2 separate regions of the Homo sapiens genome follow, and region 1 is linked to region 2. A link is a loop called in an ENCODE intact Hi-C map of the cell type or tissue named here. Cell type or tissue: HCT116. All regions are shown on one strand. Links, peaks and the distances in the headings refer to the core of each region. The heading gives the core; the rest is flanking DNA.

Region 1 (16,759 bases), core at 3,228-11,227, 400 kb before region 2:
TCACTAGCTACTCAGAAGGCTGAGATGGGAGCATCACCTGAGCCCAGGGAGGTAAAGCTGCAGTGAGCTGTGATTGCACCACTTCGTTCCAGCCTGGGAGACAAAGTGAGACCCTGTCTCAAAAAAACAAACCAAAAAAAGAGATGGTGGGCCTCACTACGTTTCCCAGGCTGGTCTTAAACTCCTGGATGCAAGCAATACTGCTACCTCAGCTTCTCAAAGTGTTGGGAATACAAGTATGAGCCACTGTGCTCAGCCTTTTTTTCTTTGTTGTGTGTGTGCCTGTTTTAATTTATAATCCTGTATATATCAACAGATATATCCCACATAACAAAAGCTTTCTGAGATCCTCAGTAATTTTTTTTAACTTTTTTGAGAGACAGGGTCTGGCTCTGTCTCCCAGGCTGCAGTGCAGTGGTACTGTCGTGGCTCACTGCAGCCTTGAATCCTAGGACTCAACTGATCCTCCCACCTCAGCCTCCTGAGTAGCTGGGACCACAGGCTCATGCCACCTCAACTGGCTAATATTTTTTAAATTTTTTTTGTAATTATGAGGGTCTCACTATGTTGTCCAGGCTGGTCTTGAACTCCTCAAGGGATCCTCCCACCTTGGCCTCCCAAAGTGTTAGGATTACAGGTGTGAGCCACCACACCTGGCCTCAATAATTGTAATAGTGTAAAGGAGTCTTGAGATTTAAAAAAGCGAAAACATCTGAGAACTGCTAGCTTCAGTCAGTGGTTTCATAGTATTGTTTGTGAGAAACATTTACATCGATTTCCTGGAGTGTCTGTTAAAATTCAGATTCCTGGACCCCATCCCAAACTACAGAATTAGAATCTATCAAATGTTTTCAGCTAGGTGTGGTGGCTCACACCTGTAATCCCAGCACTCTGGGAGGCCGAGGGTGGCAGATCACTTGAGGTCAGGAGTTCAAGACCAGCCTGGCCAAGATGGTAAAACCCCATCTCTACTAAAAATGCAAGAATTACCGGGGCATGGTGGCAGGCGCCTGTAGTCCCAGCTACTCAAGAGGCTGAGGCACGAGAATCACTTGAACCCGGGAGGCAGAGGTTGCAGTGAGCCGAGATAGTGCCACTGTACTGCAGCTGGGCGACAGAGAGAAACCCTGTCTCAAAAAAAGAAAAATGTGTTTAGCTGGGTGTGGTGGCTCATGCCTATAATCCTAGCACTTTGGGAGGCCAAGATGGCAGGATTGCTTGAGACCAGGAGTTTGAGACCAACCTGGGCAACATAGTGAGAACTTATCTCTACGAAAAAATCTAAAAAAAAGTTAGCTGGGCATGGTGATGCATGCCTCTTGTCCTAGCTACTCAGGAGACTGAGGTGGGAGGATTGCTTGAGCCCAGGAGGTAGAGAGATGCTGCAGTGAGCCATGATCGCACCACTGCACTCCAACCTGGGTAACAGAGTGAAAATCTGTCTCTAAATAAATAAATAAAAATCCAGATTGGGCCAGGCGTGGTGGCTCACGCCTGTAATCCCAGCACTTTGGGAGGCCCAAGGCAGGCAGATCACGAGGTCAGGAGTTCGAGACCAGCCTGACCAAGAGACTAGTCTGGCCAATATGGTGAAACCCCATCTCTACTAAAAATACAAAAATTAGCTGGGCGTGGTGGCAGGCACCTGTAATCCCAGCTACTCAGGAGGCTGAGGCAGAAGAATTGTTTGAACCCGGGAGGCGGAGATTGCAGTGAGCCAAGATTGCACCATTGCACTCCAGCCTGGGTGACAGAGCGAGACTCCGACTCAAAAAAATAAAAATAAAAATAAATAAATAAAAATCTGGCCAGGTGCGGTGGCTCACACCTGTAATCCCAGCACTTTGTGAGGCCAAGGCAGGCGGATCACAAGGTCAGGAGTTTGAGACCAACCTTACCAACATGGTGAAATGCTGTCTCTGCTAAAAATACAAAAATTAGCCGGGCATGGTGGTGCACGCCTGTAATCCCACCTACTCAGGAGGCTGAGGCAGGAGAATCACTTGAACCCAGGAGGTGGAGGTTGTAGTGAGACGAGATCGCACCACTGCACTCCAGCCTGGGTGACAGAGTGAGACTCTGTCTCAAAAAAAAAATTAAATAAAATAAAAAATAAAAATCCATTCATGTTATCACAAGAAATTTCAATTGTACATTTGTTAATGAAAGAAAAGACAATTTCAACTTCTGTAAATTTTTGAATTTAACATTTATTTTAGGATTTGTATTACCTCCTTGAGCTCAAGGGTATCAAGAATTTGAAGAGATCATTCTTTAAAAGTTCTGATTATTATTCCATGTAGCAAATACGCAAATATCAAGCATAAAACTTGATATTGGTCCAGGCACGGTGGCTCACGCCTATAATCCTAGCACTTTGGGAGGCCAAGGCAGGCAGATTACCTGAGGTTAGGAGTTCAAGACCAGCCTGGCTAACATGGTGAAACCCCGTCTCTACTAAAAATACAAAAAATTGGCCAGGCACGGTGGCTCATGCCTGTAATCCTAGCACTTTGGGAGGCCAAGGCGGGCAGATTACCTGAGGTTAGGAGTTCAAGACCAGTCTGACCAACATGGAGAAATCCTGTCTCTACCAAAAATACAAAATTAGCTGGGCGTGGTGGCACATGCCTGTAATCCCAGCTACTAGGGAGGCTGAGGCAGGAGAATCGCTTGAACCTGGGAAGTGGAGGTTGCAGTGAACTGAGATTGCACTATTGCACTCCAGCCTGGGCAACAAGAGTAAAACTCTGTCTCAAAAAAAAAAAAAAAATTTAGCCAGGTGCAGTGGCACACACCTGTAATCCCAGCTACTCGGGAGGCTAAGGCAGGAGAATCGCTTGAACTCCGGAGGCAGAAGTTGCAGTGAGCTGACATCGCGCCACTGCACTGCAGCCTGGGTGACAGAGCAAGACTCTGTCTCAAAAAAACAAAACAAAACAAAACAAAACCTGATATTAAACAGCTACCTTCACAGAAAAGCTAAAACTTGGCCAGGTACAGTGACTCATGACTATAATCCCAGCACTTTGGGAGACCAAGGAGGGAGGACCTGTTTGAACCCAGGAGTGCAAGACCAGCCTGGTCAACACAGCGAGATGTGAGACGCCATCTCTTTTTTTTTTTTTTTTTTGTTTGATACAGTCTTGCTCTGTCGCCCAGGCTGGAGGTCAGTGGTGCGATCTTGGCTCACTTCTACCTCCGCCTCCCGAGTTAAAGTGATTCTCCTGCCTCAGCCTCCTGAGTAGCTGGGACTATAAGCATGCGCCACCATGCCTGGCTAATTTTTGTATTTATTATTTATTTGTATTTATTTGTATTAATTTTTGTATTATATTAGCTCAATATTTAATGCTTTCCCTAATAATTTGATTTTTTTCCAAATCATAATTATACAATATGTAGAAAACATCAATTTTTTTCACCAAATCTGATAGGGATCCAAACTCCCCCCAGTTAACTTCAGTGAGAGATATAAATTGTATCATTTTCTATGTATGCCATGACAGGAAGAAGGTTGAGAAGTACCCATCTAGTAAACTATAATTTCCAATATCTACTTCAACCTTTTGGGTGTCCTCCAAGGGCAGTACCTTGTAAAACACAAGGAATAAATGTTTTGTGAGTGAATGAATGATTGAACAGATCTTCTAGAACTGTGAAAAGCAGCTCTGGGGTGATGAGTATCTCAGTCAACAAAACTGACAGCCTGAGTGTGGGGAAAACACCGTGTGCATTTCAGCTGTCTGCATGGATTGATTCCATTTGGCCTGCTGAATGGTGAGGTAAGGGCTCTGCAGAAGGTGTCAACGCTGAACTTGTCTGTGCTTGCGGAAGCTCAGAAATGATCCTGCCGCAACTCCAGCCTCCCCAGGCTGCCTGGCTGGGGGCTTTCTGTGACACTCATTCGCCTTGCTACAACCTCAACACTCATCTTCACCTTCTTTGTCCCCTAGCCCTAAATAAAAATATATTGTTTAGCATGTTCAGAATGCTTTCATCTGTTAAAGGAAAAAATTTCCTGGCCGGGCGCGGTGGCTCACGCCTGTAATCCCAGCACTTTGGGAGGCCGAGGTGGGCAGATCATCTGAGGTCAGGAGTTGGAGACCAGCCTGGCCAACATGGAGAAACTCTGCCTCTACTAAAAATATAAAAATTAGCCAGGTGTGGTGGCGTGTGCATGTAATTACTCCCAGCTACTCAGGAGGCTGAGGCAGGAGAATTGCTTGAATCCAGGAGGCGGAAGTTGCCGTGAGCTAAGATGGCGCCACTGTACTCCAGCCTGGGTGACAGGGTAAGACTCTGTCTCAAAAAAAAAAAAAGAAAAGAAAAAGAATAAGAAAAAGAAAAAAATTAGCCTGGGCAACATAGTGAGACCCTGTCTCTAAAAAAAAAATATATTTTTTTTTAATTAGCTGGGCACAGTGGCGCACACCTATAGTCCAGCTACTCAGGAGGCTGAGGTAGGAGGATTGCTGGATCCCAGGAGGTGGAGACTGCAGTGAGCTGTGTTTGCACCACTGCACTGCAGCCTGAACAACAAATCGAGACCCTGACAAAAAAAAAAAAAAGATAAAAGTATCTAATGATCCTTGTTAAAGCATGGTAAGGAAAAATATTCAGGACCCTTGAGATAGGTATAGTGACCACTGCAATGGAATCTTGTAGTTGAGGAGAGCGACTGGACTCTCAACCCAATATAGTGTGAAAGGAAAAGAAAATCCCGGGACCCCAGACTCACTATGCCAAAGGAAAAAGTTAAGCTTGGGAACTGAGTATGTAAAACATTGCACTTTTTTTGGTTCCTAAACAGGTAGCTGCAAGACAGAGGCCACATATCTCCCCAGGTGACCTCCCTCATCCTGACAATGTAAATTAACAGCTTATTTTCACAAGTAAGGGACAAAGATAAGACTGGGGATCATTCCCCCGACCCCCACCTCCGCCAACCTGGAGACAAACGCATATTTGACTTCTTCCTCTACTCTATGTTTAGGTTATTTAATGTAAAATGTGGATTTTCTGAATAATTTTATGAACAATTGACTGTCCTCTTTCCCCTCCTGCCCAATTTTCCCGTTTAAATACTGAAGTTCTCAAAATCCTCTTGGGAAAGAGCGCAGGCCACAGATACCACTGTAGCTTGTGTCTTTCCCAGACACATCCTCAACCTTGGCAAAATAAACTTGTCTGAGACCTGTCTCAGACATTATTTGGTTTACAACGGCATGGCAAGTGGGAATTTATAGCCAAAAAGCCAGGTGGGGTGCTAAAGTTTGGCCAAGCAAAGAATCTTTGTGGCCTGGCACGGTGGCTCACGCCTGTAGTCTGAGCACTTTGGGAGGCTGAGGCGGGTGGATCACTTGAGGTCAGGAGCTCGAGACCAGCCTGGCCAACATGGTGAAACACTGTCTCTACTAAAAATACAAAAATTAGCTGGGCATGGCGGTAGGCGCCTGTAATCCCAGCTACTCCGGAGGCTGAGGCAGGAGAATTGCTTGAACCTGGGAGGTGGAGGTTGCAGCGAGCTGAGGTCACACCACTGCACTCCAGCCTGGCCAACAGATCGAGACTCTAACTCAAAAAAAAAAAAAAAATCTTTGTGACATTAAAGCTTGTCAAAATCCCCAGTATTCTATTCACTTTGCCTATAAAGTTACACACTTATCAGCTGGGCACGGTGGCTCAAGCCTGTAATCCCAGCACTTTGGGAGGCCGAGTTGGGCCAATCCTTTGAGGTCAGGAGTTTGAGACCAGCATGGCCAACATGGTGAAACCCTGCCTCTACTAAAAATACAAAAAATTAGCTGGGTGTGGTGGTGCATGCCTGTAGTCCCAGCTATTTGGGGGGCTGAGGCAGGAGAATTGCTTGAACCTAGGAGGTGGAAGTTGCAGTGAGCCAACATTTCGCCACTGCACTCTAGCTGGGTGACAGGGTGAGACTCCCTCTCAAAAAAAAAAAAAAAAAAAAGCCAGGCACAGTGGCTCACGCCTGTAATCCCAGCACTTTGAAGGCCAAGGCGGGTGGATCATTTAAGGTCAGGAGTTCGAGACCAGTCTGGCCAACATGGTGAAACCCCCATCAATACTAAAAATAGAAAAATTAGCCCAGTGGGGTGGTGTGCACCTGTAATCCCAGCACTTTGGGAGGCCAAGACAGGCAGATCTCTTGAGGCCAGGAGTTTGAGACCATCCTGGTCAACATGGCGAAACCCGTCTTTACTTAAAAAAAAAAAAAAAAAAAATTAGCTGGGCGTGGTGGTACATGCCTGTAATCCCAGCTACTGGAGAGGCTGAGGCACAAGAATGGCTTGAACCAGGGAGGCAGACGTTGCAGTGAGCCGAGATGGTGCCACTGCACTCCAGCCTGGGCAACAGAGTGAGGCTCCATCTCAAAAAATAATAAAATAAAATAAAATATAAAATAAAATAAAATAAGCCTCCTATGGGCAGGAGAGAGGAAGGGGAGAGCATGAATTTATCTCAGAGACCCACCCAGTGAGGCTGAATGTTATGCAGTTTCAGAATCAAGCCAGGAGAGGGCACAGAAAACTTCTACTTGATGATCTAACAAAGGAAAAAAGATAATTCAGGAAATGGACAGAGTTCTCCTTCAATTAGTCAGGTGACACAGTTTATGTCACCTCCTAAATCACTGGAAAAAAATTTAGTCAATGTAATTTCATCCTGAAATCTCAACAGTTTTATTATACAATGGGTATCATAATGTCATCTGTGTACCATTTAATTTTTTTTTTTTTTGAGACGGAGTATCACTCTGTCACTCAGGCTGGAGTGCAGTGGTGCAATCTCAGCTCACTGCAACCTCTGCCTCCCAGGTTCAAGCGATTCTCCTGCCTCAGCCTCCTGAGTAGCTGGGATTACAGGCATCCGCGATCATGCCTGGCTAATTTTTGTATTTTTAGTAGAGACGGGGTTTCACATGTTGGTCAGGTTGGTCTCGAACTGCTGACCTCGTGATCCACCCGCCTCGACCTCCCAAAGTGCTGAGATTACAGGCATGAGCCACCGCCCCCGGCCCTCATTTAATTTTTTATTGAAGAAAATATTCAGATTTCTTTCAAGCCCCAGCCAGTCACCTATGCATTCTTTTAGATGGCATTTCGCTTTGCCCAAGGAGGTCAGCTGCTTCTGAGTAGTCCTTCTTCCTCTGCAAAGTAGGGACTATAACCTTTCCTGACTTTCCAGTGATGATGTTCACCATCAACCTGGTCCTTAGAGAGGAAGGAAGCATTAGACAAATGCAAGAGCTAATTATTAATTATGAACTATATGCTCTGGGTACATAGATCTGACTCAAGTTATTAGTAAGAATGAATACTTGATAATTGATGATTAACAGGACTGTAGCTTAAAACCAAGGTTCTAAAGTGCACAAAGGTCAAGGACATGTAGAAAAATGCTGTTTAGACAAATCCAAATATAAGCCAACTTGTGCTAGGCAATTAAACCCAGAAAAACATTATTAAGCACTTTTGGAAGGTAAGAATTAATGCTTGAAGTGCAGATATAGACATCTCATACAAATAAAGCATGTATGATACATTTCCTATAGTATAACATAAATGGTTTGATAAAGTATTTGTTCTCTTCTTTTTTTTTTAGAGACTGGGTCTCTAAAAAAAAAAAAAAAAAAAGCTCAATGATCAATCATTTCGTTACTCATGCTTATGTAATGAAACCTTCATCAAATCTTGATAGAATGGGGTTCAAGGAGCTTCCAGGTTGGTGAACATACGGAGCTGCGGGGAGGGTGGCGTGCCTGAGGAGGGCATGGAAGCTCCAGATCCCTTCCCATGTTCCTTGCCCTATGCAGCTCTTCCACTGGCTGTTCCTGTTATATTCTTTCATAATAAATGGCAATCTGGTTAGTAGACCGTTCTGAGTTCTGTGAGCTGTCCTAGCAGATGATCAAACCCAGAGAGGAGGGAATGGTGGGAACTTCTAATTTATAGCGAGTCTGCAAGAAGTACAGGTGACAACCTGGGACTGGCACCCAGTGTCTGAAGTGGGGGCAGTCTTAAGGGACTAAGCCTGTAACCTGGGGAATCTGATGCTATTTCCAGGTAGATAGTGTCAGGATTGAGATAAATCATAGGACACTGCTAAAGTTTGGATGTTTATTCCCTACAAATCTCATGCTGAGCGTTTATCCCCTAATGGCAGGGTGTGGGTCATGCGGGTAGATCCCTCATGAATAACCAATGCCTTGTTGCGGGGAAGGGGTCAGTGAGTTCTCACTCTTTTCCCTCCCACAAGAGCTGATTGCTAAAAATAGCCTGGCGCCTCCCCTGTCTCTCTCTCTCTTGCTGCGAGATCTCTGCACACACTGGCTCCATTTCACCATTTGCCATGAGTGGAAGCAGCCTGAAGCTTTCACCAGCTTCTCCATCTTCCAGCCAGCAGAATTGTTAGCCAAGTTAACTTCATTTTGTTGTTGTTTGTTCGTTTTTTGTTTGTTTGGTTTTTTTTTGGGATGGAGTCTCACTCTGTCCCCAGGCTGGAGTGCAGAGGCACGATCTCAGCTCACTGCAACCTCTGCCTCCGGGTTCAGGCAATTCTCCTGCCTCAGCCTCCCGAGTAGCTGGGATTACAGGTGCCCACCACCACACCCAGCTAATATTTTTGTATTTTTAGTAGAGATGGGGTTTCACCATATTGGCCAGGCTGGTCTCAAACTCCTGATGTCAGGTGATCCACCTGCCTTAGCCTCCCAAAGTGCTGGGACCATAGGCATGAGCCACCGCGCCAAGCCCTTAACTTCATTTTTTGATAAATTACCCAGCCTCAGGCATTCCATTATAGCAAGAGACTGACAGACACCCTCCTAAGGTCTGCAGAGAATTGTAGAATTTTTTGGTGTGAACCCCCACGCCCCACCACCACCACATTAGGAGCCAGTGGAGAAGGAAATGGAATCTTCCCTTTCGATCAAATAAGCCCCTTTTCTCTTGGAATTGCCCTTTGATTTTTCTCAGTGTTAGTCTTTCTTTTAAAATCTTTAATATTTTCCTGATTACACCTAATACATATGTATTGTACAAAGTATAAGTTGACCATAGTCTGCTCCTACTCCTGCTCAAGGTTGTTTGTTTGTTTTGTTTTGTTTTGTTTTGTTTGAGATGGAGTCTTGCTGTGTTGCCCTGCCTGGAGGGCAGTGGTGCAATCTTGGCTCACTGCAACCCTCCGCCTCCTGGATTCAAGCAATTCTTCTGCCTCAGCCTTCTGAGTAATTGGGATTACAGGTGCCCACCACCACAGCCAGCTAATTTTTGTATTTTTAGTAGAGAAGGGGTTTTGCCATGTTGGCCAGGCTGGTCTCGAACTCCTGGCCTCAAGTGATCTGCCCACCTCAGCATCCAAAAGTGCTGGGAAAAAAGTGTGGGGATTACAGGCACCTGGCCTCAAGGTTGTACTTTAATTCATATGAGACTTTGGAAAAAGTACAGGTTTCTCCTGTACAAATTGTTGGCAATGTGTCCTTTTTTCACCTTAAAATGCCTGGAAATCTTTCAGATAAGCTTTTTAAAAAAGCTTTTTTTTAGGTGTAATTTACATACCACAAAATTCACCCATTTTTAAGTGTACAAGTTAATGATTTTTCGTCCCCTTGTGCAACCATCACAACTCAGTTTTAGAACATTTCTATCACCCCCAAAAGTTCCTTCATGCCTATCAAAGCTTTTTAAAGGGTGCGTTTTTGTGGATAATTACAATCATGAGTAACAAGTCCCAGAAATGTCCATTTTGCCTGGCTTCCTTTTGCTGCCGGCAGGCAAAAAGAAAATTGCAAAAGCCCATCAACAAATGTTGGAAGAAAACACCATAAGCTGATCAACAGCTGTCTGCTAAAAATAGTTTATTCATGCTCTCCAGCTTTTAGTGAATGTCAGCCAAGTGCCAGGCATTGGTTAAGTCTGTTAGGGATATCAAGACAGGATAATAGCTTCCCCTGGAAGTAATTGGATATGAGTTCAATAGTATACAACCTCACTTAAAACAGTTTCCATATTCAATGGTTTGGGGTGGTAAAAGTGTGCCAGGTGGGTGTGATATTTGGACTTCCACTTCCAGAACTGAAGATAAACAGGGGCTAGATTTACTTTCCCACATAAACAACCAAAATACGGATCCCCAAAATGTAACAAATGGTCTTTAAGACACCGGATATCACGCAACAAAGGACAGAAATCCCTGAAAAAAGTACAAATGGCTGGGCGCGGTGGCTCACGCCGGTAATCCCAGCACTTTCGGAGCCCGAGGCGGGCGGATCACGAGGACAGGAGTCCGAGACCAGTCTGGCCAATATGGTGAAACCCCGTCTCTACTAAAAATACAAAAATTAGCCGGGTGTGGTGGTACACGCCTGTAGTCCCAGCTACTCGGGAGGCTGAGGCAGAAGAATCGCTTGAACCCTGGAGGTGGAGGTGGCAGTGAGCTGAGATCGCGCCACTGCACTCCAGCCTGGGCAACAGTGCCAGACTCCGTCTCAAAAAAAAAAAAGTACAAGTGAAGTGAGCCCTATTATTGCTCCAGCTTACTGCCTTGAGGGTTTCCAGGCTCTACTGCAAGAAGAGCAAAGTGAGGAAGGGCCTGGTGGAATCCCGGAGCTGAGGAGACAGAGCTGAGTCCAGGGAGACCAAGGTAGCCAGATGGAAAGGACAGAGTACCAGAGAAAGAGAGTTGTTCAGACAGAACCCCAGAGATCTGTAAAAGGTCCCCGCCTCTAGCATTCAGCAGAGTACTGTTCAGGATACATATGTAAGAAAACTACACAAGGCTGGGGAAAGAACCACGTAAAAGGATTACTACAGCGATTCCTAACCTTTTTGGAGTTTCGGGATGAAACTCTTCCACCTCAGTTCATCAGACGTTCGTTAGATTCTCATAAGGAGTGGGCAACCTAGATCCCTCACGTGCACAGTTCACAATAGGGTTTGTGCTGCTATGAGAATGGAATACTGCTGCTGATCTGACTGGAGACAGAACTCAGGCAGTAATGCTCGCTCGCCTGCCACTCACCTCCTGCTATGCGGCCCGGCTCTTAACAGACCACCAACTGGTACTAGTCCGCGGCCTGGAGACTGGGACCCCTGGATTAGAAGGAATAGTGCCTACTCCTATGATCCAGATTGGAAAAACTCGTAATGTGTGGGGCATTGGAAAGAGTACTTATGAAGGTCTTGCCTCAGGGGAATAATTAGCCCTAGAGTTGGCATTGCTCTGGTCCTGCCTAACAAATCTTTTTTTTTTTTTTTTTTTTTTGAGACACAGTCTCACTCTGTTGTCCAGGCTGGAGTGCAGTGGCATGATGTCCGCTCACTGCAACCTCCACCTCCGGGATTCAAGTGATTCTCCTGCCTCAGCCTCCCGAGTAGCTGGGATTACAGGCATGTGCCTCCACGCCCAGCTCATTTTGTAATTTTAGTAGAGATGGGGTTTCTCCATGTTGGTCAGGCTGGTCTTGAACTTCCGACCTCAGGTGATTCGCCTGCCTTGGCCTCCCAAAGTGCTGGGATTACCGGCGTGAGCCACAACGCCCAGCAGTTAAAGACTTTCTAACAACAAAAAGCTTAATACTTTTTTTTTTTCTTTTGAGATGGAGTCTCTCTGTCGCCCAGGCTGGAGTTCAGTGGCGCAATCTCGGCTCACTGCAACATCTGCCGCCCAGGTTCATGCGATTCTCCTGCCTCAGCCTCCCGAGTAGCTAGGATTACAGGTGCCTGCCACTGTGCCCAGCTAATTTTTGTCGTTTTTATTAGAGATGGGGTTTCACCATCTTGGCCAGGCTGTTCTTGAACTCCTGACCTCGTGATCCACCTGCCTTGACCAGCCAAAGTGCTGGGATTACAGGCGTGAGCTACCGTGTCGCTGGATACTTTTTTTTTTTTCGAGATGGAGTTTTGCTCTTGTGGCCCAAGCTGGAGTGCAGTGGTGCCATCTTGGCTCACTGCAAACCCCGCCTCGTGGGTTCAAGCAATTCTCCTGCCTCAGCCTCCCGAGAAGTTGGGATTACAGGCGCCCACCACCATGCCTGGCTAATTTTTGTATTTTTAGTAGAGATGGGGTTTCACCATGTTGGCCAGGCTGGTCTCAAACTGCTGACCTCAGGTGATCCCCCCGCCTCGGCCTCCCAAGTGCTGGGATTACAGGCTCGAGCTACCACACCCAGCCAGCTTGATATTTTTAAGCCCATTATTTCCAATATTGTGAATTCTCAGATTTTCAAGTAATAAAATAAGCAAAATGAATCCTTAATAAAAATTCTATCTTGGCAACGCTATTTGTCATTTCCATCCTATGACTTTCTCTTCATATGTAACTGAAATTTCATAAATATTAAGAAATTGTTGTTTGGGCATAAGAATCAGATATGGAAAGGAGGCAATTGTGCTATTAACCGTGTCACTTAGGGCTACTGCTATTTGAGGCGTGCATCACACCAGCAGAATCATATACACCTGGGAGCTTGTCAGAACTGCAGAAATTCTCAGGACCTGCTCCAGACCTAATGAATCAGAATATACAGTTTAACAAGGTTCCTGGCCGGGCGCGGTGGCTCACGCCTGTAATCCCAGCACTATGGGAGGCCGAGGGGGGTGGATCACGAGGTCAGGAGTTCAAGACCAGCCTGGCCAAGGTGGTGAAACCCCGTCTCTACTAAAAATACAAAAATTAGCCGGGCGTGGTGGTGTGCGCCTGAAATCCCAGCTACTCAGGAGGCTGAGGCAGGAGAATTGCTTGAACCCGGGGGGCAGAGGTTGCAGTGAGCCAAGATCGCACCACTGCACTCCAGCGTGGGTGACAGAGTGAGACTCCGTCTTAAAAAAACAAAAGATTGCTAAGTGGTTACTACACACATTTGAGAAGCACTGGCCCTCTCCATGCAATACATTGAGCAAATACAGTCACATGTCACATGATCTTTAGTCAACAACAGACTGCATATAAGACAGTGGTTCCATCAGATTACAATATTGTATTTTTATTGTACCATTTTTAGTGTACCCTTTCTATGTTTAGATACAAAAATACCAACCATTGTGTTACAATTGCCTACAGTATACAGTACAGTAACATGCTGTAGAGATTTGTAGCGTAGGAGCAGTAGGCTGTATCATATAGCCTAGGTGTGCAGTAGGCTATACTATCTAGGTTTGCGTAAGTACACTCTATGGGCAGGACTCAGTGGCTCATGCCTGTAATTCCAACACTTTAGAAGGTCAAGGCAGGAAGACTGCTTGAGCCCAGAAGTTGGAGACCAGACTGGGCAACAGAGGGAGAAACCCTGTCTATACAAAAAAAATTAAAATTAGCCGGCTGTGGTCTAGACATGGTAGCTCAGGCCTGTAATCCCAGCACTTTGGGGGGCTGAGGCAGGTGGATTGCTTGAGACCAGGAGTTCGAGACCAGCCTGAGAAACATAGCAAGACCCTTTCTCTATAAAAAGAAAATTAAAATATACAAAAATATATAATTTAATTTTAAAAAATTAGTCTGGCATGGTGATGCAGGCCTGCAGTCCCAGCTACTCAGGAGGCTGAGGCAGAAGTATCACAGCAGATCGAGGTTGCAGCGAGCTGTCATGGCACCACTGCACTGCAGCCTGAGCGACACAGCAAGACCCTGTCTCAAAAACAAAACAAACAAACAAAAAAACTCTATGATATTCCAATGATAGATTCACCTAAGATGCATTTCTCATATCTCTGTTAAACAATGCATGACTATAATTTCTCCGGTCATGTTTCCTTATGTCTGAAAACAAAGGGCACTGAAACCTGTTTGTTCACTTTAGTTCACAGGCTGATTAGAAAAGTAAGTAAAATCCAATCCAAATATAAATTAAATACACGTGAAATACCAAACCCTCTAGTAAACAGCGAGCTACATACAAGTCCCAGACACTCCACGACCGTTTCTAGATTGAAAATCCTAGGCCAGGCGCAGTGGCTCACACCTGTAATTCCAGCACTTTGGGAGGCCGAGGTGGGTGGATCACGAGGTCAGGAGTTCAAGACTAGCCTGGCCAAGATGGTGAAACCCCGTCTCTACTAAAAAAAAAAAAAAAAAAAAAAAAAAAAAAAAAAAATTAGCTAGGCGTGGTGGTGGGCGCCTGTAATCCCAGCTACTGGGAGACTGAGGCAGAGAACCCGGGAGGCAGAGGTTGCAGTGAGCCGAGACCGCGCCACTGCACTCCAACCTGGGCGACAGAGCGAGACTCCATTTCAAAAAAAAAAAAAAAAGAATATTTAAGTCTTTTCACTTCTGGGAATACACACACACACACACATATATATTTAATCGAAACACGTTACCTTTCACTCAACAACTATTCAAGACAGAAACCATTTCGGGTAAGCAGACTCCTACAGGGTCCCTACTGCACATTTCTCATCGGTGGTCAAAGCAACAAAACGTGAACTAAGCCACAGGGTAGCTGCAGGAAGCTCTATGCCTGGGACCACTACAGGCAGGCACTAGTTTCCCTGTCCACCACTGCCCGAAATGGAGTCGGGCCCGGTTCTCCTGAGCTGAGCAGGCCAAAGCAGGGAGTCCGTGAGTGGACCGGGCATAGCCAGAGCGACGCCGCAGCACCCCAGCCGCAGGGTCAGCCCCAAAAGCAGCAGGGCCCGCTTGATCGCGGATGCCGGGACGCCCTCGTGCAAGCCTCGAAGGGGGGCTGCCACCCCGAACATTCGCCAGAACGAAAGCGGCAGCCAGGAGAAGCCCTCGCAGGTGCTGTAGGGATCCAAGCGCTTGAGCTGAGTCCGAAACTCGCACAGCAACCTCGGGAGGATAAACTCCAGCAACCAGAATCGGGTTGGCGTCGCCTAGCAACCAGGAGCCAAATGCGCGGACGCCAGGCATTGGCCTGCACGTGTCACGTGAGCCAGCGCCGCTGCCCAGTGGGAGATTACGCCGCAGGCACGTGATGCGGCGCAACCGCCCTTTGGCAGAGCTTTTCGCGAAGGCAGTTGTGGCTCTGAGCGCATAGGCGAGGCATTCCTGGGGTTTGCGCCGTATCCTTTTACAAAGTCCTGGCTTTGGCTGGTGCGACCAAAGAAAGGAAACCGGCGCTTGAGACTTGTCTGGGCTGGCTATGGTGAAGCAGTGAAACGGTGCAGAATTGTGTCAATGAGGCTAGTTCAGTTGTGCAAGAGCATTTCCTCAAAGTAAGACAGAAGCTTTTAGTTACGTCAACACCTGCTAATGTTAGGCTGGCCAGAAATTTCCTGACAAATAATGGGTGAAGGTCGGGCGTGTGGTCGCTCATGCCTGTAATCTCAGCGCTTTGGGATCACTTGAGGTCAGGAGTTCGAGACCAGCTTGGCCAACTAGGCGAAACCCCATCTCTACTGAAAGTACAAAAATTAGCCGTGTGTGGTGGCGCGCATCTGTAATCCCAGCTACTCTGGAGGCTGAGGCAGGACAATCGCTTGAACCCAGGAGGCAGAGGTTGCAGTGAGCTGAGATCACGCCACTTAAAAGAAACGAAACTTTGCTGGTGACCATGTGGTGATGAAACTGAGCGTTTTGGAGCGCAGCAAGGTGACTCCCCATGTAATTAGTATAGACAGAGAGTTTGTGCTCTAAAGGTTAGAAATAAATGTTTTCGGCCTGGTGGCTCATGCCTGTAATCCCAGGACTTTGAAAGGCTGAGCCAGGCGGATCACCTGAGGTCAGGGTTCGAGACCAGCCTGGCCAACATGGTGAAACCCGTCTCTATTAAAGATACAAAAATTAGCCAGGCGGAAGAAGTCACTTAGCTCTTCGCTGGTTGTCACACGTCCGGAGGCCGAGCCGTCGCGTACCTAGGATACCTGGAAGCCGAAGCCACACCTCCCGCATGGCCCCTCCGGCCAGCCGGGCCCCTCAGATGAGAGCTGCACCCAGGCCAGCACCAGTCGCTCAGCCACCAGCAGCGGCACCGCCATCTACAGTTGGCTCTTCTGCTGCTGCGCCCCGGCAGCCAGGTCTGATGGCCCAGATGGCAACCACTGCAGCTGGCGTGGCTGTGGGCTCTGCTGTGGGGCACATACTGGGTCATGCCATTACTGGGGGCTTCAGTGGAGGAAGTAATGCTGAGCCTGCGAGGCCTGACATCACTTACCAGGAGCCTCAGGGAACCCAGCCGGCACAGCAGCAGCAGCCTTGCTTCTGTGAGATCAAACAGTTTCTGGAGTGTGCCGAGAACCAGGGTGACATCAAGCTCTGTGAGGGTTTCAATGAGGTGCTGAAACAGTGCCGACTTGCAAACGGATTGGCCTAATCAAGAAGTTCAACCTGGAGAGATGGAAAATCAGCTCTCATACTAATTAATTTAGTATAAAAATAGAATTGGTAGTGAGGGTATAAAGTGTAAGCATCAGTTAAACTTCTCCTGTCATTCCTAGCTTCCTTGCTTCAGAATTGAAATGGAAGGGAGGGTGTTCCTACTCTGTAGAATCTGGGACTGGGCAAATGTTTGTGTGGCCTCCTTAAACTAGCTGTTATGATTTTATTCTTTGTGAGTTAATTAGAATAAAGTCATTTTCTTCCAAAAAAGAAAAAAAAAATAGCCAGGCATGGTGGTGCACGCCTTTAATCCCAGCTACTAGGGAGTCCGAGGCAGGAGAATCGCTTGAACCTGGGAGGCAGAGGTTGCAGTGAGCCGAGGTGTGCCACTGCACTCCAGCCTGGGCAACAGGATGAGACTCCGTCTCAAAAAAAAAAATAATAAATATTTTCACTCCAC
Region 2 (15,099 bases), core at 4,909-12,908:
CCATCACCACTAATTTCAGAACAGTTTCATTACCCCCAGAAGCATCTCCATGCCCATTAACAGACACTTCCCATTCCTTCCTCCCCTCTCAGCTCCTGACAACCACTGATCTGCTTTATCTCTATGAATTTGCCTATTCTAGGAACTTCCTATAAATGGAATCATACAACATGTGGTCTTTTGTGACTCGACTCCTCTCCCCTCCCTTCCCTTCCCCTCCCCTCCCCTCCCCTCTCTTCCCTTCCCTTCTCTTTTGAGACAGGGTCTCACTCTATCCCCCAGGCAGGAGTGCCACTGGCACGATCTCAGCTCACTGCAACCTCCCCATCCTGTGTTCAAGCAATTCTCCTACCTCAGCCTCCCGAGTAGCTGGGATTACAGGTGCACGCCATCACACCCGGCTAATTTTTGTATTTTTAGTAGAGATGGAGTTCACCATGTTGACTGGGCTGGACTCGAACTCCTAACCTTAAGTGATCCACCAGCCTCGGCCTCCCAAAGTGCTGGGATTCCAGGTGTGAGGCACTGCTCCCGGCCACTTGATTTTCAAGGTTCATTCACGCTGTGGCATGCGTCAGTACTTCAGCATTTTTTTATTGTCAAATATATTCTAATGTATGAATACACCACAGTTGATTTTTCAGCTGATGAACATTTGGGTTCTTTTCACTTTTGCTGTTATTAAAAATGCTCCAATGAACATTCATATAAAGGTTTTGATTTTGTTTTGTTTTTGAAACAGGGTCTCACTCTGCCACCCAGGCTGGAGTGCAGTGGCGCAATCTCGGCTCACTGCCACCTCTGCCCCCTGGGTTCAAGCAATTCTTGTGCCTCAGCCTCCTGAGTAGCTGAGACCACAGGCATGCACTGCCACAGCCCAGCTAACGTTTTGTATTTTTAGTAGAGTCGGGGTTTCTCCATGTTGGTCAGGCTGGTCTGGAACTCCTGACCTCAGGTGATCCGCCCACCTCGGCCTCCCAAAGTGCTAGGATTACAGGCGTGAACCACCGCGCCCAGCCAGGAAATATGTTTTTACATATACAAGTTTATCTATTATTTCTTTCACTTTGCCAGATAAATCATACTATACATTCTGATGTTCACCCTGCTTTTTGTAGTTTATAAAGTATCAAGCAATCTTTCCATATTAGCAAATAGAAATCTACATCATTCCTTTTAATAGCTGAATAGAATATTAGCTTATGACTATCACAATTTTATAAATTCCCTACTGATAAACACTTTAGTTGCTTTCTTTTTTTGCTATTAAAAATATTGTAATAAGCATTAATATATACAGGCATCTGCCACTACACCAGGCTAATTTTTGTATTTTTAGCAGAGACAGGGTTTTGCCATGTTGGCCAGGCTGGTCTCAAACTCCTGACCTCAAGTGATCCGCCCATCTCCGCCTCCCAAAGTACTGGGTTTACAGGAGTGAGCCACCGCACCCTGCCACCCATATACCCTGATGGAAGACAAGTGAATTCAAATTCCAGGAGACATGTGAGTATCCACTACAAGAACTAACTTTGTCTTGAAGTCATATACTTAATCTTAAAAACCCAGGCCGAGCACAGTGGCTCACGCATATAATCCCAGCACTTTGGGAGGCTGAGGCGGGTGGACCACTTGAGGTTGGGAGTTCAAGACCAGCCTGGCCAACATGGTAAAAACCCCATCTCTATTAAAAATACAATAATTAGCCAGGTGTGGTGGTGGGCGCCTGTAATCCCAGGTACTCGGGAGGCTGAGGCAGGAGAATCACTCAAATCCAGGAGGCGGAGGTTGCAGTGAGCTGAGATCACACCACTGCACTCCAGCCTGGGCAATGGGGAGAGACTCCATCTCAAAAAGAAAAAAATATTAAAAAAAAAACTGTTCATATTTTGTAGTATATCCATGTCTGTTCTTTGTTAATCAATGTATTAAAAAATAATAAATTACTCAACATTAAAATTTCATCTCTTTAGGAAGATGCGCCACATTTATCCCAACGATCCACACATTCTGTACGTACCTGTTTTCCCAGGGCTTGGGTACCCCAGCTAAAGGAGTGTGGTTCTGATCTATCTCCTTTATTATAGGTATAATCCAGTTACTGAGAATGTGACTATCAAGAGCGAAGGCGCTATTCAGTTCAACTTCACGCTTGTTTGATCCTCAAAAGATTCAAACAATGAATCAAAGAAAGGAAAGGGAGCTAGCATCAGCACCGATGATGCCAGTGATCCAACTACTAAAGAGTTTAAAACTTTAATTTAAAAACTTTTAGCTGAGAATGGTTTGGAAAGCCTCATGTTACACTCCTTCTCAAATCTGGCTCTTTATCGATACCATTCCTACAAAGAGACATCATCATGGTTTATCAGAAGACACAACCAAAATCCAGTGAGGAAGGGCAGCCGTCAAAGGTTTTATTCATCCGGGCATGGTAGCTCACTCCTAATCCCAGCACTTTGGGAGGCCGAGGTGGGTGGATCACCTGAGGCCAGGAGTTCGAGACCAGCCTGGCCAACATGATGAAACCTCTCTCTACTAAAAATACAAAAACTAGCTGGGCGCGGTGGCAGGCGCCTGTAATCCCAGCTACTCGGGAGGCTGAGGCAGGAGAATCGCTTGAGCCTGGGAGGCGGAGCTTTCAGTGAGCCAAGATCTCACCACTGCACTCCACCCTGGGCAACAGAGCGAGACTCTGTCTCAAAAAAAAAAAAAAAAAAAAGATTTTATTCTCCAGGAGAAGGGGTTCTTGGGGGCTATAAGCAGCAGGCAGAAGACTTTATTGCATGTGTGGTTAGGTGATAGCAACCTAAGTTTGCATTGGGAACTGGCATCAAGAGTGACCCGAACTCCTACTCATGAACCTCTCTCTCCCTGTCTCTCTCTTTGCCTTTTGTGTCTCTCTCTCCCTCGTCCTCTCAGCCTCCTCTGTCTCTGTCCCCATCTCTCTTCCTCTCTCTCGATCTCACTCCCTTCTTCCCATCTCTCTTTCTCTCTCCTTCTTCTCCACTTCTCTCTCCCTCCTTTTCTCCCTCCCTGCCACTGTTCAGGCTTCTGGGCCCCCCTGGACAGGTGCACACAGGACTCCTAGACCACCTTTCAGGACACATGCACAGGGCTGCAGGACCTTGGTCCCCCACCTCCCTGTGCCCTCAAGGTCAGGGGTGTGGGGTGTGCCTGGGCTTTCCTGGGCGGGTGCCCCACGCTCCATGAAGTAGAAGTTGTAGGTCACCATTGGCTCGAGTGGTGCACCCACCGGGCTGCTGGCTTCCTCCTTGTGATCTGCTGAGGCCAAAGCAGAGGACACCTTCCCAGGCCCGACCCTGCGCCAGGGTGGGGTAGGGGTGGGTTTGGAGGTCAGCATGGGGATGGGAGCAGTCACTGCAAACGGGTCCCTGGCTGGCTTCCTGCCCTGCACTATGCCATGCAAGGCCTCCTCTCCCGCCCTTCCCCCTACCCCACCGCCTCCACCTCTAGAAAGCCCCAGGCACAGGCTCCATAAGTCTCTGTGGATCCAGGAACTAAGGGCATCCACTGGGCTCCAAAGCTTGGCAGTGTCGCACACAGGACAAGTGCTCTCAGGAGACATTTTGGACAAATTGCTGAAATGCCTGATGGACATGGCTCTTGTCACAAAATGAATTTGCATCCTGAGGAAGCCTCTTCTTCAAAGGAAGTTTCCCCAGTCACCTCTGCCCTCTCCGATGACATGAATCGTCCCAGGTGACCTCAGCCCTCCCAGGTGATGTCTTTCCACCATAACTCTGGCTCTCTCAGGAGGTAGACTACTGCAGGGACCTGAGCCACGTCGCCGCCTTGTTCCTCCTTTATCTGCCTGAGGAGGACATATTCTGGGCACTGGCCCAGATGCTGGCTGGTGAGAGGCACTCCCTGCAGGGTGGGTGGACAGCTGCCCCCAGGGCCTCATGCAGCCAGACCCGGGGACGGCCACCCTGGGCAGGTGATCTCAACTTTCCGTGAAGGCACCTTCCTTGTGTTGCCAGCTTGTTTGGAGCCTTTAGGATGTCTCTGTTGAGGGTCCTGGGGCTGAACCGGGACCCCCAGATCCTGAGTCAGATGCCTCTCACCCCCATCAGCAGAGGGCATCTCATCATCCCCGTGGCCACCCTCTGTGTCCTGGAGCAACGCCCTCTGGCTCTGAATGCTGTACAGTTGACTCTCCCCTCCCTGAGGGTCCTGCCCTCCAGCTGCCCTTGGTACCCACAGATGGGCCGAAAAAGCCCTGATGGCAACATCTCCCCATCCCGTGTCCCCTGGCCCGACCCCACTTCTAGGAGACCACCATGAAGCCCAGCACCCGCCCTCTGTCGTGGCCTCAAAGTCAGGCTTGCCCTCCCAGCACCCTGGCCCAGGAGGCCTCCAGGAGCACCTCCAGCCAGGCTCCAGGGGATATTCCCACCCCTCCTCCCCAGGGCCAAGGCCGCATGGTGGGGTCCCCAGATGAGAGGGTGGGAGACCTCAGGGTTCAGGGGCCTCTGCAGCTGTCCAGCTCTTCCAGCTGATGGTCCCACATCTTGGGAGCAGGCTGATTTCATGATGGGCTGGGGGCTTCTCAGGATTCCACAGCCCAAATAGCGCAAGGGTCCAGGGCCTCCAAGACCACCAGGAGCATGTGGCACCCAGGCCATACCCCAAGACCATGAGGCACGCAGTGAGTTTATGGTCCCCCCAGCTCTTCCCCAGTGGCCCTGCATCCTGTGGGGCCGGAGGAGCCAGGGGCTGCCAGACCCTCATGGGGCTGGTGAGAGGGTGAGTTCTAGCCAGGGCCTGACCTGGGACGTGGGGTTCTCCATGGATTTGGAGTTGGGTTTCCTTTCCTGCCCTGGAGGAGACAGAGGCACAGGGACTGGGGCCAGTTCCCACAGAGCAGGGCTAAGGACAGTGTGTCCACCAGGAGTGCAGGGAGGGGAAGGTGTAAGGAGCCCTGGACACCGCCCAGTGTTCTGCACTTGGGGAAGGGTCTTCAGAGGGCCCTGGAAGAGGGAGGTTTTTAGGGCAGCCCAGAGGGACCTGAGCACCTCTGTTCCTCCCATCAGGACAAGGAAGGGCTATGCATTCAGGGTTCCTCATTAGGTTGGTTGCTTTGGAGCTTGATCAATGGGGTAAGGAGGCACAGGGAGACCCTGGCTCAGGGACCCTCCTTGCCCTACAGGGCCCTGCTCTTCGCCCAGGGGTCCGGTTCACCCCCAGCACATAGGAGGCACAGGCAGATATCTGCAGGACACACAAGCAAAGCCCTCTGCCCAAGAGGGGTCATCCCACGGCAGAGGCTGGGACTCAGGCCCAGCCTCATGGGCAGACTGGGCCAGGACCCACTTGGGAGGGCTCAAGGAAGCCTCAAGTCCTGGGGAAGCCCCTCTCTCCAGAAGCCACATCCCCACTGAAATGAGTGCTCCCCCATGAGGAGCTGCAAGACCTTGTCTGACCCAGCCTCCTGAAGGGGTCTGATGACCCTCATGGGAAGGGTCAGTGACTGGGGGACTGAAGCCCCAGTGGGCCCGGCTCGAGCCACCAGCCCCCAGCCTGGAAGGGCCAGGTCCTCCCACACCTGCTGTCCCCACAGATCTCTCTCGGGCTCACCCTGAGCCTTTGGGACGTGTATTTGCTAGAAGGGGAACAGGTGTTGACGCCAATGGCACGCACTGCCTTTAAGGTTCAGAGGAGTAAGTCCACGTGTGCCCAATGGGGACTGGGGAGCACAGGGGTCAGACCCTGACTGGCCCGGTGGCAGCTTCCTCACACTGTCCCCATGATCCTCTTCTCTGGCCCAGAGGGAGGTCTGGCTGGGTAGGCTGGGCAGGGAACAGTGACATACCCCCTCCTGTGGGAGCCCATCCCCTACATGACCCAGATGAAAGTCAGGAGTGTGGTGAGCACTTCCCTGCTCAGGCTGCCCCCTAGCCACAGCCTCCTGTGCACATCTGGACCCCTGGGGTGGCCACAAAGGGATCCGGCACTCCCCAGTGGGAGATGCTGAGGTAGTAACGGGGTATGGGCTCTGACCCCTCCCAGGGAACACTCCTAGCCTGATGCCTACCCTGTCCCTAGAGCACCTCGTGAAGATATCCAGGTGTGGCCGTGGGCATGTTTTCAGGACCAGTTTTCCCATACCTGGGCCCTGGATGATGATGCAGTTCTCAGACACCCTTGGGCCTCTATGAGGAAACAAGGAAGCCTGGGGACCTGCCACCCCCAGGTGGCCTGCAGCACCAGGTACCCTCCCGAGTCACCCCCTGGGGCAGTCAGTAGTTGGGGAGTGCCCAGGACCTCCAACACTACTACTTGGGCCTTCCTCTTCGCCTTTTCTTCCTCCTCTTCCTCCGGACTCTAAGAAAGTACAATAGGCCCCCAGGTCCTCAGGGCAGGTGGTCAGTTTGTGTGTACCGGACGTGCTGTGCAAGCAGGAGGGGGATGTGCGCAAGACTCTCCAACAAGCCCCCTCCCACTTTCCACCATGTCCCACTCTCCCCTTCAAAGGGCCCTCAGGGTCATTGGAGGAACCAGATCCATCTATGGGACTCCCCACCCCTCCCTGCGAGCACTGACAGCCTCAGAGAGCAGCAGAGGCTCCTCACTCCTGAACACCCCTCCAAGGGTGCCAGGACAACAAGCCTTGAGCCAGAGAGACAAGGGAATCTATGTCCCTGATCCCCGACCAGGGCGTTTAGTGGGTGGGCACAGGGGGGACCCCTGGCCCAGAGCCAGAGCCAAGAGTTCAGCCAGGTGTGGGAACGGTCAGTCCTGGCATGGACTGGGCAGCCCAGGAGGGCAGAGGGGGCTCTGTATCTGGGCTCTCTCACCCACCGTGGAAACAGGTCTCCATGTGAGGTGGCGAGGGGACTGGGTGACAGCCAAGGCCCCTCCCACCTGAGTTCTGACTGGAGGCTGTATCCCAGGCTCAACAGTCCTGGGATGACGGCATGGGGCAGGAAGCCCCCAGCCAGCCTGAACTCTGGGGGAGGGCAGTCCCAGGAGCCACCTGCTGCACCCCGACAGCTTCCCACCACAGGAGGCACAGACCCCTCCGTCTGCGATCAGCAGCCTGCAGGTGTGTCCTCAGTGTCAGACCACAGGGGCTACACAGAGACCCTGAGGACTCCAGAGACCCAGGCAGGTGGAGCCCGGCCAAGAAAGGACTGCGTGGGCTCACTGGAGATGCTGACCACGTCTGTTTCTTTCAGCCAAACCTGAGCAAGGGTCCTTGGCACCCAGGCCTGGGCTGGCTTCACCTGGCAGGAAGACCCTCTGGCAGGGGGACAGGCAGGCCCCTCCTGGCCCAACAACTCGGTTCCAGTGGCCCATTTGGCCAGCTTCCCCGCCATGGGTGGCCCGTTTGGTCAGCTTCCCCTCCATGGGTGCCTCGTCCTTTCATACCCTGTCCTGATGGGACTATCTGTGAGGCCAAGGCCCAGTGGCACGAGGGGGCTTCCATGGAACCTAGGGCAGCAGGCCATTCTCTGGGGGCACCGGGGACTGAGGGTGTGCCCAGCCTGGCCCTGGCTCAGGGGGAACCTCAGGTTTCCTGGAGGTTCCTCCAGTGGAACTCCATGCCACGGCTCCATCCCTATGAACCTGGATGTGGGGGGCCCTCGTTGCCCCCCGTTATGATTTTGAACAGAGCTGCTGGGTCCAAGTCCCTTCCAAATGTGTCCTGGACAGCCCCAGGACCATGGGACAGCCTAGCCCAGGAAGCCCATGGGGACCCCGAAACCAGGCCCTGCCCAGGCCCATCAGGACTAAAAGGGAGGTCGGGAGATACCCCGACTGCAGCGTGGCACCTGTGTCTGGCCCGCTCGGTGGTCAGTGACTGGCAAGTCTGGAAGGGGTCAGGGTGGCACCCCGCAAGCTGCACCACAGCCCCAGACACCTCGGAAAATCCCGTTCAATGGGGAAGCCAGTCCCATCAAGGCCACGAGAGAGAAAGGTGAGCATGGCATCCCCGCAGCCCCGGCCAGCCAGCAGCATGCCTGGGGCCTCTGTCCCAACCTGTGGGACAGTGTCCCCCTCCCAAGGCACAATTCCCAAGCCAAGAGGGGTCTGGACTAGACCCCAGCCCTGGGAAGTGAGGGGCACCAGGGGTGTGGTGGGCTCCCAGCTGCAGTGAGCATGACCATGCAGGGGACCCTGGCACTGCGGAGCTCTGCACTGTCACAATTCACCTCGCAGAAGCTGGGTGAGATCCCGAAGCCTCGCAGCCACTGCTGGAGCCACAGCAGGCGCCCCCACCACGTGCCTTCCAGCTGCTGGTGCAGGCTTTCCTGACAGCAGGGCGCCCTGCAGCCCTCGCCTCAGCAGCTCAGACTTGGAAGGTATCTGTGGCTCAAGTTCCCAGTGCTCCCACCGAAGAGAATTACTACGGAGGATGCTCTGGGTCCTGAGTCGAGCAAAATGGCACGCCCTATGGATGCAGCCTGCTTCTTTCCCGGCCACCACGCCTGCTGGATGCGCCCACCGAGCAAGTGGTCTTGAGACGGTCATGGGGACGGAAGAGGTTCAGCATCCTGCACGGGCCCTTACCAAGGCTCACTAGGCTGACACCATGGCTGAGCGCCCTCTCTATTGACAAGAGACTTGCACCCAGTCCCTGGGATGGACCAGCTGGCCACCTGCTGGCAGGCTGGTCACACTGCGGAGGGGGCTGAGATTGGCTTTCACTGCACTGACCCATAATGTGGACATGGACCTGCTGGCCCTGCAGGGCACACAGCACTGCTTCCGACTAGGGGACCCCATTCACAGCTAGAGACATGCAGCAGTGTGTTCCCACCTCAGGGCCTTGGCTCTGCCACCTCTACTTGGAATGTTCTCAGTTCCCTCCAGGCTTCTAGAAGCATCTAGGCCAGGGCTCATGACTGGATAAACAACCGAATCCCCACAACCCAAACAAGCTTTTCATTCTCATTTTATTTGGTGTTAAACTTAAGAAAATGTATTAAGACATGACTTACATCCCTGGTAAGTGTGCAGCTCGAAAGACATTCACAGATGGAACACACCAGCCCCCAGATCACAAAGCCAACCATGGCCAGCCCCTCCAGCGCCCCCGGCCCCACAACCAGTGTCCTGACTTCCGTTGACACCATGAGCCTGTCTTTTGTACTTTACACTCATGGAAGGATAAACACTTTCACGTTTTAAAATAAATGTTTACTTTTGAAATGATTCTAGATACACAGAAAAATTGAAAAGACACTGTAGTGTACTCTACACCTTATACCCAGCTGCCCCTAGTAATGACATTTTGCATTACCATGGCACATTTGTCCAAACTAAGAAATGTGGGCTGGCTGTAGTGGCTCACACCTGTAATCCCAGCAATTTGAGAGGTTGAGGCAGGTTCACTTGAGCCCAGGAGTTTGAGACCAGCCTGCGCAACACAGGTAGGCCTTGCCTCTAGAGAAAAGTAAAAAAAAATAGCCAGGCATGATGGCGTGTGCCTATAGTCCCACCTAATCAGGAGGCTGAGGCAGGAGGATTGCTCGAGCCCAAGAGTTCCAGGAAGCAGTGAGCTATGATCGCACCACTGCACTCCAGCCTAGGTGACAGAATGAGAATTTATCTCTTTAAAAAAATTAATTTATCTTGGGTGCAATCCTGTTAACTAAATAATAATGTTAACTATTATCTAAAGTTATTAACGCAGTAATTATATTAACATAGTGAAATTTTTTCAGATTTCATCCTCTTTTGCCTAACTTCTTGTACCTGTCCTGGGATCCCACCTCAGACTCACCCTCTGCCTTTAGGTCACTTCTCCTTAGCTTCCTCCAGAGGCTACAGCCAAACACACACCTGGGCTGAATAGTAGAGCTGGTTGCTGCTGGGTTCCAAACCTCTGCAACATGTTACTGTACTAAGTACTATAGGCAATGGTAACATAATGGCGGCTATTTGTGGGCCGGGCATGGTGGCTCATGCCTGTAATCCCAGCACTTTGGGAGGCCGAGGCGGCTGGATCACCTGAGGTTAAGAGATTGAGACCAGCCTGGCCAACGCGGTGAAACCCCGTCTCTACTAAAAATACAAAAAATGGCTGCCCAGATATCTGCTGGGCATGGTGACGGGCACCTGTAATCCCAAATACTCAGGAGGCTGAGGCAGGAGAATCGCTTGAACCTGGGAGGCGGAGATTGCAGTGAGCTGAGATCGCATCATTGCACTCCAACCTGGGCAACAAGAGTGAAACTCTGTCTCAAACAAACAAGCAAACAAACAAAAACAATGGTGGCTATTTGTGTATTTAAACACAGAAAAGGATCATAAAAATACAGTATAAATGATAAAAAATGGTACACCTGGCCAAGTATGGTGGTTCATACCTACAATCCCAGCACTTTGGGAGGCCATGCTGGGAGGATCACTTGAGCCCAGGACTTCTAGACTAGTCTGGGCAATATAAAAAGACCCCATCTCTTTTGAGATATCAATTTTTAGAGATGGTGCACCTGTATAGGGCAGTTCCATTATAATCTTATGGGACCACCATCCTATGTGCATTCTGGCATGGACTGAAATATCATTATCTGACATGTGATTGCATAAGTAATCTAGAGATGATTTAAAGTCTACGGGAAGATGTACTTAGGCTATATGCAAATACTGCACCATTTTATATCAGGACTTGAACATCTGTGGATTTTGGTATTTGTGGAAGGTGGTGAAACTGATTCCCCTACACACACCGAGGGACAACTGTAAATCTTCCGGGCCCCATAGAAGGCTCAATTCCCTGCACCCCCACCCCCAGATAAGCATTCTAAAGTGTTTGTTCACTTTACCTGCTCATCCGTGAGCCAGAGGGTTCCATCAACAGCTTGGGCTGTCTCAGAGAGACCTGGATTCAATCCCATTCAGCCACTTAGTGTGTCACTTTGGACAAACCATGTAACTTCTCTGAGCCTCAGTGTCCTCATCTGTAAACTGGGTTGATCATGGTCCTTACCTCACAGGGCCACTGTGAGATGAAAGCTGACACCGCGAGTGACACCACTTCTCTCTCCCTCAGACTCAACAGGAAGATGCCTTTGCTGCCCAATGCGAAGGTTATGGGGAGGACGCGAGGCCCCAAGGTTCCCCTGTCCCAGGAGCATAAACCCTGGATTTTTGCTTCCAGAAACAACCACCTCTAGGATGAGGATGGCTCTCAACTCCCCAAAGCCTGTGCTACCACCCCACAAAGGCAGCGTCTTCAGCAGTGGGGAAGGGGCTGCACTGCGCCAGCCTCACCCTGGCCACTGTCTGCCCTCATGAGTCAGAGCCCAGCTAGGTCCTCAAGCAGAGCAGTGCAGAGTCCGGCCCCAGTCCCAGGCTCCAGGCATCCCTGCCACCCCCACCTGCCCCCACCAGCTGCCTCCATCCCTTAGCCCCTGCTTCCCTCCTTCCCAGCTCAGGATGTCTTAGCTCCTTACATGTCCCCATCATCTGTCTCCTCAAGGGGAGTGCAGCACAAGGGCAGGGAACTCGGCCAGTCTATGGCTGAGTCTCCGGTGTCTGGGAGAGATTAGAAGCTCAACACATACTTGCCCAGTGTCTGTGTGCATTTCATCAAGCAGAAGACAGCTTTGGAAATGAGAAGAGACCCTCCTGAGGCGACAGTCCTTAGCTGCCATTTCTCAAGTATTCTTGGCGTGCCACGCACTAAGCTGGACCATGGACATGCGAGCTCTGGAACCCGTGAGGTGCTGTCACTCATGCACAGGTGGGTTGGCTCAGCCCTGGTGCAGTCACATAGCTCCCTGCTAGCTGAGCTGAAATTGGAACCCATTCAGTTTGGCTCTTGCACTGCACAATGGCTCCCCAGCTCCTCTGAGTGAGAACTAAAGCCTTGCAATGCCCTCAGGTCATTGAACCTGGGACTTCTCTTCCTGAGCTGCCTGCCGCTCTTCCCTGCTCACACCAGGTCAGATGCAGACCTCCCCTCTGGGCCTGAAGCATATCAATCATGCTCCTGCCTCAGGGCCTTTGCACAAGCCATTCCCACTGCCCGGAATGCTCCCTGCCCAGATATCTGCTTGGCTGACCCATCACCTCCTACAAACCTTGCTCAGATCTTGCCTCATCAATGAGGACAACCCTGGCCATGCGTCTAGAGGGCGTCCAGCACAGAGTATGTGCTCAATACACAGGTGAAGAAGGAAGAAGGAAGGGATGGAGAAGAGAGAGGTGAAGGAAGGGCAGAATGCCTATGGCCATTTTTATTCCAGTGATAACTAGTTGCAGTGAATACCTAAGGGCAATGCAGACAGGGCAGAAACAAAGTTCACAAAAGGCCAACATGAGCAGGGTGGAAAAATGCAGCTCTACTCATCTGTCCTGGTGCAGATTTGAAGACTCCAGATGTGTCACATCTGGGCAGTCCCTTCTCTGCCCCCTCCCCTCTGAGCTCTCCTTCTACCTCCAAGCCTGGCCCATCTTCTAGGGATCCAGGACAACACAGGAAACAGCTGTGCATCTCCCAGGACACTGGGAAAGACTGCCAGTGGGGAAGATGCTCAGTGGCCCTTAAAACTCATCTCGGTTTTGCTCCAACTGTGCAGCCCATCCACTCCTGTGAACAGGAAGAGCACTCAAATGAGAGCCCAGACACTAGACCCTATTCCTCTTGACATCTGAACATCTTCCCCATCCCCAGCATTTCCCAGGGTCCTGGGAGAGGGACAGCTGTCTCGTGGATTGTCCTTCTTCACCTGTGTATTGAGCACATACTCTGTGCTGGACGCCCTCTAGATGCATGGCCAAGAGACAAGAGCGACAAGAGCAAAACTCTGTCTCAAAGAAAAAAGAAAAAAAAATGTGGGCCAGGCACAGTGGCTCATACCTATAATCTCAGCACTTTGAGAGGTCGAGACGGGAGGATCACTTGAAGCCAAGAGTTCAAGGCAAGGTCTGAGCAAGGTTTGTAGGAGGTGATGGGTCAGCCAAGCAGCTATCTGGCCAGAGAGCATTCCGGGCAGCGGGAATGGCTCGTGCAAAGGCCCTGAGGCAGGAGCGTGATCGGTACGCTTGAGACCCAGAGAAGAAGTTTGCATCCAGCCTGGTGTGAGCAGGGGAGAGCAGCAGGCAGTTCAGGGAGAGAAGTCCCAGCTTCAAAGGCCTGCGGCTGCTGCAAAGCTCTAGCTATTACTCAGAGCAGCTGGGGAGCCAGCAGAGGGTCCTGGGCAGAGAAGGGTTCAGCTGTGGCTCGGGCGTTAATAGGCCACATCACACCTTTGGGGAGAAGAGGGGGACCAGTTGGTTAGTCCAGGTAAGTGATGAAGGGTGCTCAAACTAGGTGGGAGAAGGCAGGTGGTGAGAAGTGTCACCTCAGGATCATTGTGAAGGTGCCACCTGCATGATTTGCTCGTGGACTGAATTTGCTCAGATGGGGGTGTGGAGGGAAAAGGAGAGTCCAGTCCACAGGCCCGATGAGCCACGCAGGAGTCAGACTGAATGGGTTTTATTTATTTATTTATTTATTTTTGAACAGAGTTTTGCTCTTGTTGCCCAGGCTGGAGTGCAATTGTGCGATCTTGGCTCACTGCAACCTGTGCCTCCCGGGTTCAAGTGATTCTCCTGCCTCAGCCTCCCGAGTAGCTGGGATTACAGGCATGTGCCACCACACCCGGCTAATTTTGTATTTTTAGTAGAGACGGGGTTTCTCCATGTTGGTCAGGCTGGTCTCGAACTCCTGACCTCAGGTGATCCACCTGGCTTGGCCTCCCAAAGTGTTGGGATTACAGGTATGAGCCACTGCGCCCTGCCCTGAATGGGTTTTAATTTCAGCTCAGCTAGCAGGGACCTATGTGACTGCACCAGGGCCAAGCCACTCAGTCTTTGTGAAGACTGGGTCTTGCCATGTTGCCCAGGCTGGCAAGGAACTTCTGACTTCAAGTGCTCCTCCTGCCTCGGCCTCCCAATGTGCTGGGACTGCAGGCATGAGCCACTATGTGCAGTTTAAAAAATAATTTTTGACTGGGTGCGATGGCTCATGCCTGTAATCCCAGCACTTTGGGAGGCAAAGGCAGACTAAGCACAAGGTCAGGAGTTCGAGACCAGCCTGACCAACATGGTGAAACCCTGTCTCTACTAAAAATAAACAAAAATTAGTCAGGCGTAGTGGCGTGCGCCCATAATCCCAGCTACTGAGGAGGCTGAGGCAGGAGAATCGCTTGAACCCAGGAGGCAGAGGTTGCAGTGAGCCGAGATTGCGCCACTGCACTCCAGCCTGGGTGAGAGAGTGTGACTCCATCTCAAAAAATAATAATAATAATAATAATTTTTAAGCCGGGGCAACATAGTGAGACCCTATCTCTACAAAAACTTTTAAAATTAGCTGGACATAGTTGCATGAACCTGTATTCCTAGCTACTTGGGAGGCTGAGGCAGGAGGATGGCTTGAGCTCAGGAGTTTGAGGCTCCAGTGAGCTATGGCTGTGCGCTGTGCACTGTGGCACGCACCACCAAGCCTGGCTAATTTTTGTATGTTTAGTAGAGATGGAGTTTCACCATGTTGCCCAGGCTCACCTAGAACTCCTGGGCTCAAGTGACCCACCTGCCTCGGCCTCCCAAAGTGCTGGGATTACAGGCGTGAACTACCGTGCCTGGCCAATAATAATTTGTAAATTTTAGAACAATTTCCAATGTATTGAAAAGCTGCAACGGTTGTACAGAGCTGTATACACCACATCCAATTTCCCCTATTGTCAACACGTTACATGACCATAGAATGTTTGTCGAAACTAAGAAAGCAACATCAGTACATTATTAGCGTCTAAACTCCAGGCTTTATTCAGATTTCACCAGTATTTCTGCAGTGCCCTTTTCAAGATGCAATTCAGGATACCTCCACTGTAGCAAGTTTTCATGTCTGTTTAGTCTCTTCTGGTCTGTGACAGTTTTTGTCTCCCATTGTTTTTCATGATCTTGAGAGTTTGGGGATTGTACATGTATTTTATGGAATGTTCCTCAGTTTGGATTTATCCAATGTTTTTCTCATATTTAGACTGGCGTTAGGAATTTTGGGGTAGGAGACCACAGACATAAAGTACCCTTCTTGTCCTATGGTATCAGAGGTGCCTGCTATCACGCGTGTCCAGTTAC

Evidence for each region. A loop is a pair of places that touch in the nucleus more often than their neighbours do. Peaks named below come from ENCODE experiments on the same cell type or tissue, not always from the same donor. Only the 100,000 strongest peaks of a DNase experiment are listed, where the experiment ranks them.
Region 1: a loop joins it to region 2, with 7 times the contacts of the local background. A loop is called at or near these places in 2 of 110 quality-filtered maps.

Annotation. Positions count from the first base shown.
Region 1 is chr1:15,588,750-15,605,508 of GRCh38, forward strand. LOC124903854 (a long non-coding RNA gene) reads right to left here and starts at 14,794. Exons shown (of 3, transcript XR_007065483.1): 1 at 14,340-14,794; 2 at 7,101-7,235. It also overlaps the pseudogene CHCHD2P6. In HCT116, for the core only: a CTCF peak has its summit at 6,542 (motif pointing right); a DNase peak (open chromatin) is centred at 6,542.
Region 2 is chr1:15,986,094-16,001,192 of GRCh38, forward strand. It overlaps the pseudogene TBC1D3P6. Among named protein-coding and RNA genes, the nearest start is that of SRARP, 11 kb to the right of the region's middle. RefSeq lists an enhancer at 7,803-8,643 and a silencer at 8,550-8,699. In HCT116, for the core only: a CTCF peak has its summit at 8,635 (motif pointing left); a DNase peak (open chromatin) is centred at 8,638.